2 separate regions of the Homo sapiens genome follow, and region 2 is linked to region 1. A link is an interaction called in ENCODE POLR2A ChIA-PET data of the cell type or tissue named here. Cell type or tissue: MCF 10A. All regions are shown on one strand. Links, peaks and the distances in the headings refer to the core of each region. The heading gives the core; the rest is flanking DNA.

Evidence for each region. ChIA-PET counts read pairs that join two places held together with the same protein. Peaks named below come from ENCODE experiments on the same cell type or tissue, not always from the same donor. Only the 100,000 strongest peaks of a DNase experiment are listed, where the experiment ranks them.
Region 2: POLR2A ChIA-PET joins it to region 1 with 5 read pairs; 2 of 35 experiments call an interaction of 5 or more read pairs at or near these places.

What each region holds. Positions count from the first base shown.
Region 1 is chr7:155,519,526-155,529,542 of GRCh38, forward strand. All of the region lies in intron 2 of CNPY1 (canopy FGF signaling regulator 1), which reads right to left. Among named protein-coding and RNA genes, the nearest start is that of CNPY1, 22 kb to the right of the region's middle. In MCF 10A, for the core only: no CTCF peak of the experiment used is centred there; no DNase peak of the experiment used is centred there.
Region 2 is chr7:155,648,474-155,658,490 of GRCh38, forward strand. The region is part of intron 1 of RBM33 (RNA binding motif protein 33); the gene reads left to right. Among named protein-coding and RNA genes, the nearest start is that of RBM33, 8.8 kb to the left of the region's middle. In MCF 10A, for the core only: no CTCF peak of the experiment used is centred there; a DNase peak (open chromatin) is centred at 5,478.

The DNA of each region.
Region 1 (10,017 bases), core at 3,336-8,335:
TAAATAAATAAATAAATAAATAAATAAATAAATAAATAAGAAAGAAAGAAGAAAAATGGGTGCAAAGTATAAAGAACAGATTGAATCCAAACCTGACCTGTTATTGGTGGCAAAAAAAAAGACTATTAATAAGTTAATATTGTTCCTGTTAAATAAAATCTTTTGTGTTGTTTGCCTGTTTACTCAAGTAATGAAATTCACACCTGAAGGGAAACAATGAACTCACAATCTTAGCATCCTGACAAATCAAAGTGTCTCTTTCCAGCCTTCACCCACATGTAGCTCTCATTCTCTATCCTCCACCCCACATATTCACACTGAATTCAGACATTTCCGTGGTATTACACAGCCTCCATATCCACAGTTAGTGGTAACAGAGTGCTCAATAAGAATTCATAGCTCCTCTCATAGTTCCTTGACTTTGGGACATTTGGGGTATTGACAACATTTTAAAAATGATCAGTAACTCTGCTATGAGGATTTCTGTATCACTTTTTCCTGTAGAATTATTTTTGCGGAACATATTCCTAAGTTTGGGGTAACTAGGTCGCCGTAGGTATACATTCCCGTATGCTCATATTTCTGGCCGAGGAATGGAAGAGTGCTCAGCTAAGACAGAGACATCTATAAAATAAGCTGCAAGCCAAATCACACTGTGAATTTCTGTAATGGTCTCCCCTCTCGAAAGAGGAACAGGCAGCTCATTGCTTGGGATTCCTCTGAAACCTCTGGCTCTTGTTTATCCTCTCCACTTGGAGGCGAGAGCCCATGGTAGAAGGACAGATAGTGTGAGCTTCGTTGTGCCGGCCGAGAGCACCCACATGCGGTCCCAGGGCATTTCTTAGCGCCTGCTGGGAGTGGCCACCAGTTGTCTCTTTTTCTTTTTCTTTCTTTCTTTCTTTCTTTTTTTTTTTTTTTTTTTTTTTTTTGAGGCAGAGTTTCACTCTTTTCACCCAGGCTGGAGTGTAATAGCATGATCTTGGCTCACTGCAACCTCCGCCTCCCCAGTTCAAGTGATTCTCATGCCTCAGCCTCCCGAGTAGCTGGGATTACAGCAGTTGTCTCTTTTAAGTCCTTCACGTCATTTGTTTCCATTTTGGCCCCTGCTTATTTTTTAAAAAGCAGATAGATGTGAGATAATTTTGTTCCATTTGAACAAAACTTTTTCATTATTTAAAAATTAATAATCTCAAAATGACATTAAATGTCTTCCCTCTTGATGCTGTGCATTGGACTAAGGGTTCTCTTTATGTTCGTTAATACCCAGATCTTGAAAGAGGGTTATGTTTCTAAATTTGGGGTATGAAACATTCCCCTTTGACTGGGTGCAGGGGCTCATGCCTATAATCCCAGCACTTTGGGAGGCCGAGGCAGGCGGATCACTTGAGGTCAGGAGTTCAATATGAGCCTGGCCAAGATGGCAAAATCCCATCTCCATTAAAAATATAAAAATTAGCCTGGCGTGGTGGCACATATCTGTAATCCCAGCTACTCACAAGGCTGAGGCATGAGAATGAAAAAAAAAGAAAGAAGGAAGGAAGGAAGGAAGGAAGCAAGGAAGGAAGGAAGGAAGGAAGGAAGGCTGGCTCCCCTCCCCTCAGAAGCTCCTGAAGAGAAGAAATCTTAGTCCCGTATTCTTCCAGGCCCAAGAATCCTCGGCTGTGGGTGGAGCGAGCCTTCCAGGAAAGTCGCCGATGGGGCTCTGTGATTGTAGAGATCACATGCATTCCGTAAACTCCACCCAGGAGCTCTGTGCGAAGGACTGACATGAACAAAAACAAGTGGTGTTTCTAATGGGAAGGACCAGGTTTCTTTACATGCAGGGGACCCAAGAATGACAGACAAAGAACCTCCCCAGAGTAGAAAGTCTAGTGCACGCCATGAAGCCAAACGCTAAGATCCCCTTGCTTGCTCATGGCCCCTGAGCATCCCCTCTGCACAAGGGTCCTGCTGGATGTGAAGATACAGCAGTGGACAAAGTGAAGGGGTCCCTGTCCTCCCAGCACTTGTGGTCTGGGCCTGAAATCGCCAGGCGGCAGCCTCCCTCTTATACAGAGTCCCTGGGCCGCCGCCTTGTTTATGTACAGCCCATGAGCTGAGATTGGTTTTTACATTTATAAAGGATTGAAAAAAGGTCAAAAGAATAATATTTAATGACACATGAAAATGATGTGAAATTCAAATTTCATTGTCCATACATAAAGTTTCGTGGGACACAGCTGCGCCCACATTTGCGTACTGTCCCCAGCTGAGCAGAGTGGTGGCAGGGGCCTGGCACCCGGCACCCTGAGCTATGGACTATGTTTAGAGAAGATGCTTGCCAGGTTCCAGCATGCCAGCCTCACTTCAGCGGCCTTGCACCTGCAGTTTGCAACCTGTGCCCTGCCCTGCGGCTGACATCATCCTATCTCCGGAAGGGCAGGTCCCCAACTGCTCATGCCCCTGCCAAATCATCTTCCTTTCTCTGGAGGCCAACAGCACTTTCCTCCTAGTGGGCACAACCGAGGTTCCTCTAGACGTGTTGAACACGCACGTGCACACACGTGCCCACATGCATCCACACACACAGCTGCGGCACCACGTGGAGAGTCGGGCTGTGCTCACCCAGGCGCTGCATCTTCTACCTGTTGGCATTGACTGAGGATGCCTTCTGGGCCAGGAGCCATGAATGGGGCTTTGCACATATAGAGGTGCAGTCTTCTGTGACAGCCTGGCGGGGTGGGTATCGCTACCGCATGTTGTAGGCCAAGAAACCGAGGCCCTGAGACACACTTCAAAGTGGGGGAGGCCCAGGGTGTGACTGTCACGCCAGGCCATGTCTCTGCCCATGCCATCATGTGGCGCACACTCTGTAAGTGCCTGTTGACCTGGTTTCCTCGTGGCCTAAGGTGGGTGGGCAGTAGCCATGTCAGGGTGTCCCTGCTGGGGGCTTCCATCCCAGCTCCAGTTCCTACCCTGAGGTTGGCGGCCCACCCCACTTCAGAGAGGAGGAAACGCAGCCTTCGAGAGGGTGAGTCTCTTGCTCAGGGTCACAAAACCAGGTTAGATGCTGAAGCCAGAAGATAAACCAGGTCTATCTGGAGCCAAAGCCTTTCTCTGAGTGTCAGGGCCAGAGGGGGTGAGCACCTCGTCTTCATGGAGGTGCTGGGATACCTCCACAGTCCTCGTAAGAGCCACTATACCTGTCTACACCACCATGCACACTCCCCTGGTTACTTCTTACAGCACGCTAGTCACGCATAGCACCAGGCAGGTGCCCCCAAATGGGTTCTAGAACAATCAGTGTCACGGAACTCAGCCTCCCTTCTCTTTTTCCAAGACAACCAATGTATCACTTTCCTGCCAAACGTTCTATGGAAAGAACCATTTGAAAACAGCCAGACTCAAAGCTGAAGCACATTAAATCCAGCCTCCCTGTATGGGAGCTGCACGGTGCCCACTGTGTCTTCTAGCTCCTTTTGTCCTGGGGGAAAAACACTGCAATCCTCTAAACACATCCCATTATCCTCCATTCTTTACCCGATTTGTGGATTCAAACAATTCTTATTCAGTGGAATAAGGAGCAATTAACAGGACTAGGGATTTATTAAGGATAAGTCATGCCAGACAGTTTTGACAGCTTGTTTTGAGGGTGACAGAATTACAAAATCCGAGGCTAGATGCATTATGTATTTAGACTTTTGTGCAGCATCTAATACCAGGCTTGGGAAATTATTCTTGCCAAATGGTCTGAACCCGCCTGGATGAGAACAGTCTCATGTACCGGAAACCGACTCAAAGATCAGAGACAAAGGATACATGACATTCAGCCATGCACGGGTCGGTGTGGCGGGGGCAGGGAGTGGTGTTTCACGAGGGGCTGCAAAGGTCAATGTTAGGGTTTGTTTCCCGTAACATCTTCATTATTATCTGGAGGGAAGGGCACACTGCCGGCCACCAGGGCCGTGTGGGAGGGTGGGAAGCTCCAGCCTCTGGGAGCTGATGCTCACCCTGCAGCTGCTCAGCAGTGACCGAACATGAAGAGGCCACAGAGGGACCGGAGCAACACGGGGGCTGGGTCGGTGCCCCCAACACCCCTGCCACCCAAGAACAACCCACAGAAGGTGGGCGGGGACAAAGCCCATCAGCCTCATGGACTTGGATAGTGGAGAGTGCCCCAGGATCCCCCAGTCATAAAACCTCAGTGGGTTGGGCTGTGTCCCCCAAAGAGACACTCAAGTCCTAACCCCAGTACCTGTGAATGTGACCTTATTCAGAAAAAGGGTCTTTGCAGATACACTCAGCTAGGATGAGATCATATTAGGATAGGATGGGTTCTAATCCCATGTGACTGATGCCTTACCAGTCACATGGTAAGAGACCCAGACCACACGGGGGAGAAAGGCTGTGGCACTACAGAGGCAGAGGCTGGGGTGATAGATCTCTAATCCCAGGAACACCAAGAGTTGCCACCACCACCAGAAGCTAGAAAAAGCCACAGACTAGATTTTCCCTCTGAGCCCCCAAGAAAAATATGAGCCTGCCAACACCATGGTCCTGGACTTCTGGCCTTTGCCCCACGAGGGAATCATTTCTGCGTAAGACATCTGGATTGTAGTGCTTAGTTATGGAAGCCGGAGGTGCTAACGGAAGTCTGATTTCAGAAGTGAAGAATTAATAATGGAGTCCAATGGCCCCCGCTTCTGCCCCGAGGCTAGAGGTGGGGTGGTAAACTCAGGCACTGCGCGAGCCACACCTGCCAAAGTGTAGATTCATTTTCCCTCCAAGATACGAATGACAAAAGAAGAACTTTCCTGTAAGGCAGGGGTCCTCAACCCCCAGGCCTTGGACCAGTACCAGTCTGCAGGCTGTCAGGAACCAGGCTGAACTGCAGGAGGTGAACAGCAGGCCAGTGAGCAAAGCTTCATCTGTATTTATAGCTGCTCCCCATTGTTCACATTACTGCCTGAGCTCCACCTGCTGTCAGATCAGCAGCGGCATTAGATTCTCATAGGAGTGTGAACCCTATTGTGAACGGCACATGCAAGGGATCCAGGTTGTGGGCTCCCTATGAGAATCTAATGCCTGATGATCTGCCACTGTCTCCAATCACCCCCAAGATGGGACCAACTAATTGTAGGAAAACAAGCTCAGGGCTCCCACTGATTCTACATTATGGTGAGTTGCATAATTATTTCTTTATATATTACAATGTAATAATAGAAATAAAATGCACAATAAATATAATGCACTTGAATCATCCCCAAACCATCCCCCCCACCCTCCCTGGTCATTGGAAAAATTGTCATCCATGAAACCGATCCCTGGTGCCATAAATGTTGGGGACCGCTGCTCTAAGGGGCCTGAGGGAAGACTCATAAAGGTTAGGGACCACTGTTCTAAGGGGCCCAAGGGAAGATTCAGGTCTATTAGGTGGTGGCTAGCACAACCCTCAGCACCTGGCAGCACAGCTGCACCTGTTGTATTTATGAAATGGAACACACAGGCCATCAGCACCTGGTGAACTACCCCTAACTCCATGCTATGCTACCATCACCTTTCTCTCTCTCTCAGCACTTCACACCCTCAGATGATGGTTATTTTTGTCGTTCAGGAATCTTGAATCGCCTGTTTATTTCTTCTCCCTGAGGATAGTATAGCATTTCATCTTTCTTTCTTTTTTTTTATTTTTTGAGACAGAGTTTCACTCTTCTTGCCCAGACTGTAGTGCAGTGGTGCAATCTCGGCTCACTGCAACCTCCGCCTCCTGGGTTCAAGCGATTCTCCTGCCTCAGCCTCCCGAGTAGCTGGGATTACAGGCATGCGCCATCACGGCCGGTTAATTTTGTATTTTAAGTTTCTCCATGTCAGTCAGGCTGGTCTCAAACTCCTGACCTCAGGTGATCCACCTGCCTCGGCCTCCCAAAGTGCTGGGATTACAGGTGTGAGCCACCACACCCAGCTCATCTTTCTTTATTCCCAAATTCTAAATGCAATGTTTCCCCCTCTTAAACAGAATATTTGGTTGATCAGAACATTGCGCTTCTGCTCATGTAATATATTCTCCTACAGATTTTCAAATTTGTCCCAGCCAGTACCGGTAAGACCACAGACTCCATCTCAGGCCCACACCCAACAGGGCTTAGTGTACTGCAAAGCTACTGTCTGGATAAACAGGGCTTCCTAGACCCCAAAGCCACACTATTTGTGTCTTATCTATGAAATACCAATTCTGATCTTGTGGACTCTTTTTATATCATGCTAGTCTTGATCAGCTAAAACCTGACATCCCAGACACAACGTCATTAAATTAAATACCCAGTAGGTGAACAGGTGCCTAACTCCTCTGTTTTTCTTGACATTGTATCACTTTCCTAGAGTCGTCACAAAATATCAGAAATAGTCCCCAACTCCTCATAGAATTAACATGACATAGCTATTATCAACTACTTATTCTTTCATTTTCCAGACATTGAGAACCTATTATGAGCAAAATCTTGTGCTAGGGAATGGGGGTACAAGATTAAAAATGTAATTAAGGATAGAAATGTGTTACAGTACATACACAGCTAGAATAAAATGCAGAATTTAACAAATATCCTAAAAAATGCTATCAAAATACTTTTGATGTTCAGAAGGTGTGAGAGAATATCTGATATCTTATTTTTCCACAAATTCATCTTTGTAAAAAAGTGACACAGTGTCATTCCAACTCAGTGTGGGGGAGCAAGGCTTATTTGATAAACGGCTCTGGTACACGCTGTGATGTTCACCCAGGAAACACCCTCCATGTCGACTCCACAGGTAGACGGAAAAGAAAAGCATGCAGTAATGGAAGAAAATTCAGAAAGCGATTTGTGTAACAAACGGCTGGCAGGGGACATTCTCAAACAAGACGGGGTGCCCAATGCCTTCGTGGACGGGGAGGTGTCCATGGGGGAGAGGAGCCACCGCACACAGATCACAGCCAGAGGAGGCATGCATCAGGCGGGACAGGGAGAGTTACTATCCCCACATTCACAATGGCATAAAAGACAAACCACCCAGTAGAATACTGGGCAAAGGCTACAAATACACACCTCGAAATAAGAAATCCAAATAGCACGCTGGTGGAAAGATGCTTAACTGCACTGGTAGTCAATGAAAGGGGAATAAAGGCAATAGCGAAATACCATCTTTCACTGGTTAGATTACCAAAATTAAAAGAATGCTATTACCCAGCGCTGGCAATATGCAAGAAAGCAGCCTCTGTCACCCACTGCTGGCTGGAATATCCATGCTGCAGCCTGCAGAGAAGCAGTCCAACAACATGGGTTAGTGTTAAAATGTTCCTACCTTTGACCCCTGCCTTTCAGGAATCTGTCCTGGAGAAATCCAATCAACAATACCTAAGGATGCAGCACCACGGAGGCTGCAGCGTCACTGTGTGGTGGCAAAACACCAGAAACAATATGTGTCCATCTGTAGAATGGTCTTCTTAACTGGAAAATGTCCATATCCTAGGCAGCCATGCTTTTCTTTTCTTTTTTCTTTCTTTCTTTCTTTCTTTCTTTTTTTTTTTTTTTTTGAGACAGTCTTGCTCTGTTGCCCAGGCTGGAGGGCATTGGCATGATTTCAGCTCACTGCAACCTCTACCTCACGGGTTCAAGCGATGCTCCTGCCTCAGCCTCCCAAGTAGCTGGGACTACAGGCACCTGTCACCATGCCCAGCTAATTTTTGTATTTTTAGTAGGGATGGGGTTTCACTATTATTTTAAAACGTCGAAGCCAAAAACCTGCATAGCTGCTGCCTGGTGTCTGAGCGACTGCAGTGCTGGCAAGGGCAAGGCTCTTGACTCTGATGGGAATGGAGCGGGGTCGGGAGGTAGACATGCGTCTTTTCTCTTATCTCTTGCTAAAATCATCATGTGTTATTTTGATAATTAATTTCTTTTTTTTTTTTTTTTTTTTTTTTTGAGGCAAGTTCTCACTGTCACCCAGGCTGGAGTGCAGTGGTGCAATCACACAGCTCATTGCAGCCTCGTCCTCTTGGGCTTAGATGATCCTCCCTCCTCAGCCTCCTGAGTAGCTGGGACCACAAGTACACGCCACCACACCCTGCTAATTTTTTTTTTTTTTTGTATTTTTTGTGGAGACAGGATCTCCCTGTGTTGCCCAGGCTGGTCTCAAAATCCTGAGTTCAAGCTATCCTCCCGCCTTGGCCTCCCAAAGTGCTAGGATTACAGGGCTGAGCCACGGCAGCTGGCCTTAACATTTTTAACAAAGAAATATTTGAAAACCCACATAGAGTAATGAGACATGTGAGTATTCAGCCTACCTGATTTGCACAGGGCCTGGAAAGCCACACACAGGGGTCCCGGCCGCTGCTGGGCCAGTGCAGGGATCTCCAGGAGCCTCTCCTGAGGCGTGGCCCTGGTGGCCCCGAAGGAGTTCAGGCTCCTTCCCCAAACCTTCAGGCAGCTTGAGAGCTCCTTTGCTAAATAGATGGGCTTATTAGTGGGCCTCAGGAACCCCCTCAAATATTAGAAATCACCATTAATCCTGCATCGTTGTAGAGAAGGGACAGCAGAGCTCTCTAGAACACATACGCCCAGTCTCCATGTGGCTGGAGAGGGCTCCTTTCCTCTGATGTTTTCAGAAAGTTCAGGAAAAAGGACATGAGAAGGGCCCAAAGAGCCTAATTAACTTTGACTTGACTTCAACAATGGGCAGGAGAATAAGACCCCTTTTAATATAAAATTAAAACCTCTCCACCAGAGCCTTATCCTCGCCAGCACTTTCTTTCATTGCTTTAAATTGGTCTTCTCGGCCTTGTAGGACTGTGGTGGGCGGGCCCAGGAGCCCAGACTCGCCCATTCTGGGCAAGTGTGTTCACATAGCTCTGACAATGCCAGCTCTCGGTCATTGTCACGCTTCCTTCTCTGTCCCAGGTTAAGCTACGCCGTGGGGGGATCAGCTGCTGCCAATGTGGAGGCCAAGCTGGGATCACTTCTTCATTCTAACTGGAGAGAAGGGAAGTTCAAGTCCAGCAGAGGGTGGGTGGGTAGACAGTGGCACTCAGAAATGTCAGCTGGACCCCTGTCCCCGCATAGGCAGGACAGCAAGGCTGTGGCTCTCCAGGGCCAGCTGAAGAACAGGACACTGTCTCCGCTGCCACAAAGCGTCAGAGACTCCCATCTTTGAAGCACGGCCTTCTTGGTCTTCCTGCACTTCCCTGTTCTGTTAGAGACCTGGTTATAGACAAGGCTTCTCCACCTAAGAAAAAACAACTTTGGGCTGGGCGCGGTGGCTCACACCTGTAATCCCAGCACTTTGGGAGGCCAAGGTGGGCAGATCACGAGGTCAGGAGATCAAGACCATCCTGGCTAACATGATGAAACTGTGTCTCTACTAAAAATACAAAAAAATTAGCCAGGCATGGTGGCAGGCGCCTGTGGTCCCAGCTACTTGGGAAGCTGAGGCAGGAGAATGGCGTGAACCCAGAAGGCGGAGCTTGCAGTGAGCAGAGATCGCGCCACTGCACTCCAGCCTGGGTGACAGAGCGAGACTCCATATCAAAAAAAAAAAGAAAAGAAAAAACAACTTTGTCCCAGCCATGAGTATTCTGGGCTTCCGAACCTGGAGGTTCCGAAGACCCCAGGAGAGGGAACTGGACAGTCAGCTCCCAGCGAGTAGCCAGAGGCTGGAAGTAGCTGTTTCCCAGTCTTTCATGAGAAACCAGAAGTCCGACGTTCTACGTGAAATCTTGATCCACATTATGTGGGCTGGATTTGGACCCTGAGCCTCCAACCATCCACGTGGCTGGGTCCTTTGGCCATCACCCTCACCCATCACAGCTTCAGATGCCTCTGGCCTGTGTTTGTTTCCTAACCTGCTGTAACAAAGTGTCCCAAGCTAGGGCCTTGAAACAACAAAAATTCACTCTCTCACAGCTCTGGAGACCAGGAGGCCAACACTGAGGAACCAGCAGGGCCGTGATCTCTCTGCAGGCTCAGGCAAGGGTCCTTCCTTCCCTCTTCATGGTTCCGGTGGCTGCTG
Region 2 (10,017 bases), core at 3,149-8,148, 130 kb after region 1:
GGTTTTCATTCGAAATTGTGAAAGTGAAACAAGTTTTAGTACTTCAACAGGTAAAATTTACCTGGTAGGAAATTTTTGGAGCATTTTAATCACTAATAGTGCTGATAAATGAGATGTTTTCATACTGATAATTATGTGTGTATTTAATTCTTTTTTTTTTTCCTTCAAGAAAATCTTTCATGCTTAATTTCTTAGCTTCAATCAAGAGAGTTTGAGGAGTCGGGAAAGAATAGCCTTTCTCATTTCAGCCATGAGTACTTTTAGCATTTCTTGTAGGGCAGGTGTACTAATGACAAAGTCCCTTAGGTCATACCTGGGGATATAATTTTTGAATGGCAGTTTGAAATATTTCATCCTATCACCTTCTGGCTTCCATCGTTTCTGATGAGAAATTGACTGTTAATCTTATGGAGGATCCTTTGTACATGACATGTCACTTCTCTCTTGGTGTATTCAAGATTCTCTTTGTCTTTGGCTTTTGATAGTGTGATCATAATGTGTTTCTGTGTGGGTCTCCAGATTTATCCTGCTTGGAGTGGTGAGCTTCTTGAATATGTAGGTTCATGTCTTTCACCAAATTTGGAAGCTTTTTATTTTTTTCTCCAGTTCTTTTTCCTGCTACTTTGTTTTCTCCTTCTGGGACTCCCATAATGCATAGATTGGTACTTTTAATGATGTCCCCGTTTTTTAAGGCTCTGCTTATTTTTCCTCTGCTCCTTAGACTGGATAATTTCAATATTTTCCTGTTTCCTCACCTATAGCACCCTTGTTTTCTTCAGAACGTTTATCTCAATTTGTAATTTTCTTTAGTTATTTACTTGTTTTTTAAATCTGCCTCCCACATAAGCCTGTAAGCCTCATGAGGAGAAAAAATGCTGTTTTACCATGCATTCCACATCTTCCTGGCACATAGCATGTGTTAGATATTTGGTGAATGAATTAAAGAATGACATATTTTCTGTATGAATCTGAAAAAATATAATTGTATCCTAATTTATGTTAGTCAATTCCACATGATTCACCTGTGTAACTGATTAAATCATGTTAGCTTGATTTTTTCGGTCCCTCAGTTTTGGGACTGAAAATTGGACATTTTAAATATGGTGATGTGGAAATTTTGGAAGTCAGAATGTCCCCCCCCTTTTCTGGGTTTGCTATATTTCTTGTTGTGGCCTTCAGTTGTCTGGTTTTTTAATGACTTGCCAAATGAAGAGACTCTATTCCTTGTCTCCTGTGGTCACTGATGTCTCCATTGTGTTGTATCATTGCCCAGCCAGTGATCTGATGGAGATGTCCTCAAATGGCTGGAGCTGCAAATAAAACAAAACCAAAACCAAAAAACAAACAAAAACTCCTGTGCTTACGTTACTTCATTGCTCATCCAGGCCACCTATAACCCCAACCTTAGCCTCACCTTCTGCATATGCGTAGCTCAAAGATCAGCCAGAGGTATAAATCTAGGGTTCTTTCAAGTTGTTTTCTGAGCATGTGCCCAGCCTTCAGCATATGCATGGTCTTCCAGATTTCCCATTATACATGGGAGCCCCCAACACTCTCATTCCTTCATATATTTTCCTCCTCAGCCTCTTCTTTCCCAGGCTTTTCAGTTTGTATGTTGCTAACCCTGGCCATCATCCCTTGCCCCAGGTGACCCTGGTTAGTGGATGTCTTTAAATGCTTTTGACAAGCACTGCCTGGGATGCCGCTCTAGCTCTGAGAGAGTTCTGAAGGGGTGGTCTCTGAGCTGATTCCTCAGCTCAGGTCACAATGCACAATCACAATTTTTTGAGGACAGGTTCTTATTGACCCCTTTAGCATCACTGCACCAGGAGCACTGACTGCCATCCCCAGTGCTGCCTCTGAGCTGTGAAACGCTTTCTCTGCATCTGTTGTGATTATGTGTTCTTCCCCTGTTCTTTAATCTCTTAATGTAATCTATTGATAGATTTCCAGTGCTGAACTAAGCATGCATTCTGGGGTTCAAAATCTTGATCTCCACATTTTGTTCTTTTTAATATATTGTTGGATTTCATTTTAGGATTTATCTCTGATCATAAGGGAGACTGACTTACTGTTTTCTTCCTTGGTATTTGTGTGTACATTTGTGCTATCCTTTTATTTATGATATGTTGGTTTTTAGAATGAGTTGTGAAATTTTCTGGGATGGTGTAAAAATCTGTTATTGACTGTGGAAGAACTCTTTTCTCCAGAGCCATTTGGGTCTGGTTCCCTTTAAAAAAGTTATCTTTTCAATTTCCTGTATTATTATTGATTTATTTAGTTTTATAAGATGAAAAGTCAATTACGATCATTTAAATTTTCCTAGAAAAATTATTCTTTATGTTCAGATTTCCACATTGATATAGAGTTAAGCAATGCCACAGCTTCTTTTTGTTGTTGTTGTTGTTGTTTTTGTTTTGAGACGGACTCTCGCTCTATCGCCCAGGCTGGAGTGTTGTAGTGGTGTGATCTCAGCTCACTGCCACCTCCACCTCTTGGGTTCAAGCGATTCTTCAGCCTCAGCCTCTCAAGTAGCTGGGATTACAGGCACATGCTACCACACCCAGCTGATTTTTGTATTTTTAGTAGAGACGGGGTTTTGCCACGTTGGCCAGGCTGGTCTGGAACTCCTGACCTCAGGTGATCTGCCCGCCTCGGCCTCCCAAAGTGCTAGGATTACAGGCGTGAGCCACTGCACCTGGCCGACAGCTTCTTGAGTGTGTGTGTTGAAGGTAAATTTTTTGAGATTGAGACTCCTGAGTCTGAAGGAAATTTTAATTTTCACAACTTGATTGGTGGTTTTGTTGGGTCCAGAATTTTAGATTTGAGTTTATTTTTGTAAGATTTTTGGCGGTATTGTTGTGTTTTCTGGCATCCAGATCTGCTCTTGAGAAGTTTGAGGACATTCTGATTCCTAATCATTTTTTATGTGACCTTTTTTCATTCTAGAAGTTTTTAACAACATTTTCTCCTCTTTGTTTGACATTTCATCCCTTAAACTCAGCCATTTAGAAGGCTTCATGGCTAGGCCAGGAGGTGGAGGTTGTAGTGAGCCGAGATCGCACCACTGCACTCCAGCCTGGGCAACAGGGAAACTCTTTGTCTCACCAAAAAAAAAAAAAAAAAAAAGGGTCTAGGTTCCTGGGAAAAGAAATGAGTGTCAGTTCCTATAGATTTTAAGTCATGATGGGAACATCCAGTAGGCTGAGCTCAGCTCACTTGCCTCTTCTCGGCTACCCAAGTTTATAGAGCAAGCCTTTATAACTTCCATAATAGGAGGGGTCCTATCTCATATCAAGCAGGAATTCTATTATGATTGATTTTTAAACCCTGAATGATGAAAGTTTGTTGAAAGACAAACAAATGACCAATGAGGACTACACTTCATAAACAAAATAAAAACTTCATTTTAGGGAGAACCTCTCCTGGGGCCCGTGTAACATAGGAGATTTTTAAAACAGTGACTACAAATTATTTCTAAAGCAACATGGTGTAGGAACTCTTTCTGAAAATTTGGCTTGGCTATTCAGAACTTACTAGTTATGCTGTAAGGCTCATATGTTCACTTCGAAAGTTATTGGACATTACCTGATTTGTAGTTAATATTTAAATAAAGGATCTGGATTTCCTCATCTATAAAATAAGGAATTTTGACTATTAGTGATTTGGACTAGGAACATATTATACATGAGTGTGATATTGAGGAAAAAGAAGGTTGAGAACCTTTGGAATACAAAGGTCAGCAAACTTTTTCTGTAAAGGGTCAGATAGTAAATATTTTAGGCTTTGCAGGGCAGATGAGTTTTGTTGGAAGTGCTGAACTCCGCCGTTTACCTTGAAAGCAGCCATAGACAATATATGCCTGAATTGGAATAGCTGTGTTCCATTAAAAGCTTATTTACATACACGGGTGGTAGCTAAATTTGGGCAGAAACAGGTGGCAGGCCCTACTTGGCCCATGGGCTTTGGTTTGCTGACCCTTAGATTAGATAATTGCTAGAACCCTATCACAAGCTAATAGTCTATGTGGTATCTTATCCAAGTCGAGGATTCTGGAAAAGAAGAAGAAATAGAATGGTAAGTAAAAGTTTGTGTTAACTGTAGATGTCTGATTGCTGCATGATAGAGAATTGTAGAAATCTAGTAGATATCTTCAGTCTTGAAGGAAAATTGATCCCCCTATTAAAATAGAATGTCTTGTACAATGTTTAGGCCTTAGAAGGAGATTTTCCAGGTAAGGAGGTCATTGACCTCTTTCGTTTTGCTCAGTTAATATTTTACCCCTTGGCTTTCATGGATGTGCTGTTCTTCCTTTAAAGTTCTGGACTAATGGGGACACATTTTTTCTTCTTGGTTCTGTTTAATATGACTGCTATGAACTGGAACTTTAAAAAGTATTTGTATTCTAAAGGAAAACAGAGGGAAATGACTCAGAATATATTAAGAATATAAACAGGCTGTACAGGGTTCTTGTGTTAGCTTGCCCTGTAAGATTTTGAGTCATTATTTCACTTAGCATGATGTCTTCAAGATTCATCAGTGTCGTAGCATGTGTCAGAACTTCCTTTTTAAGGCTAAATAATATTCCATTATATATCTATACTATTTTTTTTTAAACCATATATCCTTCAATAGACACTTGAGTTGCTTCCACCTTTTGGTTATTGTAAATAATACTAATAGGAGCTTGAGTATATTAATGTGTCTTCAAGTGCCTGCTTTCAGTTCTTTTGAGTGTATACCCAGAAATGGAATTGCCACGCCAGTCCTTGGATTTAGGGGCCAGTCTTAATCCAGAATGACTTCATTTTAACTAATTACATCTGCATAGATTCTATTTCTAAATAAGGCCACATTCTGAGGTTCTGGTGGACATGCCCTTTTGGGGGATGCTGTGGTATGATAAAAAATGAATATTTTTTTCTGCCCAGGTTCCCTCGGCAGAACTTTGGAAACCCTTTGAATTTACTATCTTTTCTACACTAATGAGATGGCTTATAGCGGGGGTGGGGGCCCTAGATAGCTTTGGGGTGGGGGCTTGTCAGAAAAACTAACCCCATGTTAAGAGGGTTAGAACGTTCAGGCTCAACCCCCAGCCTCCCTCGAGGGGAGGGGCTGGAGATTGGTGGTAATCACCATTAGTCAGTGATTTAATCATCAGGTTTAGGGAGCTTCTGAGTTGGTGAGCACCTCCTCGTGCTGGGAGGGTGGTGCACCCTGACCCTTCAGACTGGCCCTGTGTACCTCTTCATCTGGCTCTTCATTTGTATCCTTTATAATAAACTGTAACAGTAAGTACGGTGTTTTCCTGAGTCCTGTGAATTGTTATAGTAATAGCAATGGGGGGAGGTGTGATAACCCCAGAATTTGTAGACTTCAGCCAGGGAGAAGTGTGAGTAGCCTGGGCACCTCATTGCAGTTGGCATCTGAAGTGGGGCAGCCTTGTGAAACTGAGCCCTTAACCTGTGGGGCCTGCCCGAACTCCAGATGATTAGTATTAGGATTGAATGGAGTTGTTGGTATTGCAGTATGATTGTGCAATTTGGTACAGTCAGCAAGTCAAACTTTTAAAAAATATTGCAAAAGATGGCTGAGTGAAGTGTAATAATACACATGCAGCATTTTAAAAACCAAACTTATTAACTTCTACCCCACCCTCAAATAAACCAGCACGTATATCCATCAATCCACAACTAATCCAGATTCAAAATACTGATGTTTTCATTGACTTCTCCTTCCTTGTTCTATTCAGTTAGTCAACATGCCTTGGAATTTCTAAATTGACAGTTTCTGGTTCATGCATTTGTCTTATTCTCCCTTCTGTTTCTTCACCGTGATGCTAACCACATTTTTTTTTCTTAATGGTTGGTTTGTAGTTACTTTGTTTTACCATTGTTTATGTTTTATCGATTAATTAGTTCTTGCTTCTTGCTACTAGATTACCTTTCCTAAACTGAGGCTGTGTTGCATATGAAGTATAGATTTCTTACGTTGCTTTTCTAGTAATGCCCCAAATCTTTACCACCTTTTCTTTCTGACTACTTCTCTCTATGAGTGTGCTTTCAACTCACCTGAACTCCTTGCTGTGCTCTAGGCTTGTGGAACTCAGCCTCTGTGCTGTTATTTCCCTGGAATGCCCATCTACTTGACAAAAATGTAGTTATTCTCAGCCTTCATCTCAGTTATTACCTAGTGTGTCAAACCAAACTTGATTTTCCCCAGCCCTCATCACATTGTGTATATTTTTTGGAATCTTTACTCAAATTTAAGTCATTCATTAATTTAAGTTCATTTGCTTTTTTGCTGATAAATTTACATAATATGAAACTTAATACTTCATTAAAAATTTTATATATTGTCCTCTTTTAATAATTTTATTTGTCCTCACATTATATGTTCACATGTGTGCACAGATAAACATTGGTGGTGATGTTCTTCTCCTAGTTTTACAATTGTTTTTATCAGAGAAATTTGGGATGATTGTAATATCTTTGTGCTTTTAGGTATTGCAATAATATTTCATAATGATCATGTATTAGTTTGGTATAGATAATCAAGCTATTACTCTAATAAATGAGTTTTTTAAAAGTTTAAGGAAGAATAAAGAAGACCATAAATCCATAATTAATTCTGTGTGAACAGATAACTACCATTGTAGCAGTTTGGCTTATATCCTGGGCACACGTGTACACGTATGTTTTACATACACAGTGGCCATACCATATTGTATGATATTGGAGAATTCCCCCCCATTATATTATTGGGGATATTTTTTCATGTCAGGAAACAGTTTGACTTTAAAATTCTTATTGCTGCCTAATATGTAACTACATGACTGTACTTTTATTTGACCTCTCTGCTCTGGCTTTTTTTTGTTGGGCATTTGGTTTATTTCTACTTTTTCCTATTAATAAAACACTTCTTGATGAACATCCTTGTACATATTACCTTTGTTCACTAAATGATGAACAGTATTTATCAAAATCTTGGGAGTCCCCGAGACTATGTCAGAGTGTCTGTGAAGTCAGACTATTTTCATAACGGTATTAAGGCTGTTTGCCTTTTTTTTTTTTTTTTTTTTTTTTTACTGTGCTGACATTTGCATCAATGTTGCAAAAGTAATGGTGGGTACATTCTCTGGTGTTTTAACATGAATTAAGGCAGTGACAATTATTTATTTTATTAAATCTTGATCCTAAAGTGCATTTAAAAAATCTTTGTGACAAGTAGGGAGCATATGCATAAAGGACTTCTGTTTCGTACTGAAGTATAACAGTTGTCTTCAGGAAAAGTACCTGTCCAGCTGGCATGGTAGTGTGCACCTGTGTTCTCAGCTACTTGGAGGCTGAGGCGGGAAGCTCACTTGAACCCAAGAGTTCAGTCCAGTCTGGGTAACATTGCAAGACCCCGTCTCTTAAAAAATAAAAATAAAAAAAGGTACTTGTTCAATTTAATTGTGAGCTGAGCTAGCTTTTCTTATTTCTTCTGTAGAACATCATTTTTACTTGAAAGGACAATTGACAGACTGTGGTTATTCAGATTTTAGTGCTTGGCGGATACATTCTTGAAAATGAAGTGAGCCTGTCACTTCAAGTAAAACAGTGGACATTATTTGTTGCCAATGATAATATGTAAGTTTTCAAACAAAAATGAGAATTTTGAAATACTTATATTTGATATTGTGAGCTTGAAAACTTCCCAGCACTTGAGGACTTTCCTGGTGAGATTGGTGATGTTGTTAACCAGTGTGATTTTGTATATTGGATAATGAAATGTGTTAGCATTTGGAGTACTACATAAATCAGGGCACCAATATTTTCAAAATGACCACTGCATGGTGGCACAAAATCATGGTTAAAGATCCAATAACAGTACAAGACACGCTTGGACTTTAACATAACAGGTATGAAATATTAATTGCTGTGGCTTCAGATTCTGCATTGCAGCCAGTCTTTAAGAAGTGGCCACTTTTTGATTATTAGTGTAGTATCGAAGAATATCTAAAATTGTTTGAAAAGACAAAGTACTTCTTTTTACAACTACGTATTTATTTGGAGTCAGATTTCTTTCATGTGTTTCAGTCAAAAAACATATCGAGTGAGACTCCATCTCAGGAAAAAAAAAATATGTGTATGTATATATCTCACAAGAGATTGAATGCAGAAGCAGATAGAAGAATTCAGCTGTTTTCTACAAAGTCAGACATTAAAGAGTTTTGGAAAACTAAAAAATATTTGTTTTATAGACTTTTTGTCATTAAAATATGTTGCATTAACATGTAATACTGATTTGTTTCTTAAGTTTGACTATTCTTTTTAAAATTATAGTCAGCCCAGTTTGTACCAGCTGACCCTTACCTCATTTCCTGTCTTCTTTACCCTCCTGCTCTAGTCTTTTCCAATAAAGGCCTTAAGTTACATACCATATATTAGTTTATTGGGATTACTGTTTGTCTTTTCTTACTAGAATGTAACCTACACAGGGTGAAGGTTTTTTTTTTTTTGTCTTGTATGTCAGTTGTCTAGAACAGTGCCTGGCATATATTATGTGGTCAAGAAATAGTTGTCGAGTGAAGGATACAGGTTTCATGACTCTTCATTTGTATTCATATTTTTTGCTTATCTTGCATTCTCTGATTTTGGAATGATTTCAACAGCCACTTTCCTTAGTATTTTATGGCGTCTCTCCTTTGGGAAAATACTTTAATTATTTTTGATGATCCTGGCCTCTAATTTTGGCTTTTGTAGATTTAACTCTGAAATTTCCGGAAAGTGCTACGTAGCACGATGGCAGTTAAATTTCCTTCCGGAGTGCCCGCGCTGATGCACAGTGTGAGATGAACACAGGGATTCCTAACCCTAGCTGTCCATCAGAATTAGTGGGAACTTTAAAAAGCAAAAAGAGCCCACTGAATCAAAAATCAGTGAGGAGGCCAAGGATTATATGCTTGTTAACAAGGTTATAATACTTGTTATTAGCTAGCCTGGCAAAAAGATGTTCTGGTTTCAGCAGAATTAGATGCTCTTTTTTTTCGTTTTTTCTTATTTTGGTCTCACTGTTTTGTCCAGGCTGGAGTGCAGTGGCCATGCACAGGCATGAGCATGGCACACTACAGCTTCAAATTTCTGACCTCAAGCAATCCTCGCTTCTCAGGCTCCCAAGTAGCTAGGGCAACAGGCTCCAGCCACTGCACCCAGTGGATGCTCTAATTAATTAGCAATGTCTGCCATGGATGATTGTGATTAAGTACTAATTTCTTCGCTGTGTCTTAATGAGAAAAAAGTCACAAGCTAAATTTTTAGCTTATAAAATATTGGGATTTTGCTTCTGTTTTCATAGATAGGGAATGCTCCTTGTTTTCATGAAGCATGACTTTTGATGTTTTAAAATTCATTAAGAACTATTTTTTGGCCTAACGTGTATCAGGGACAGTGCATCCTCTACATTTAAAAATAATGTATATTTTGCACTTGTTGGTCCAAGTACCCTGTATTGGCTGTTAGGTCTAGTTGATTTATAGTATTTGAGTCCTCTATATCCTTATTAATCTTTTACCTGGATTTCATATTTGTTGAAAGTGGGGTGTTGAATTCTCTAAGTATTAATGTAGATCAGTCTCTTTCTCCCTTCATTTTTGTCAACATTTGCTACATCAATTTTGGTGTTCTGTTTCAGTGCATATATGTTTATAATTGTTATATCTTGATGAATTGACCCTTTGATCGGTATACAGTATTCCTTCTTTTTGAAACAATTTTGGATTTAAAAATATTTTATCTGATATTAGTGTAACTTTGCCAGCTGCCTTTTGGTTACTATTTGCGTGAAATATCTTTTTCCATCCTTTCACTTTCAATTTATTAGTGTCTTTGGGTCTAAAGTGAGTCTCTAATAGGCAGCATATAGTTGGATTTTTTTTTTTTTTTTTTTTTGAGACGGAGTGTCTCTCTGTCGCCCAGGCTGGAGTGCAGTGGCGTGATCTTGGCCCACTGCAACCTCTGGCCCACTGCAACCTCC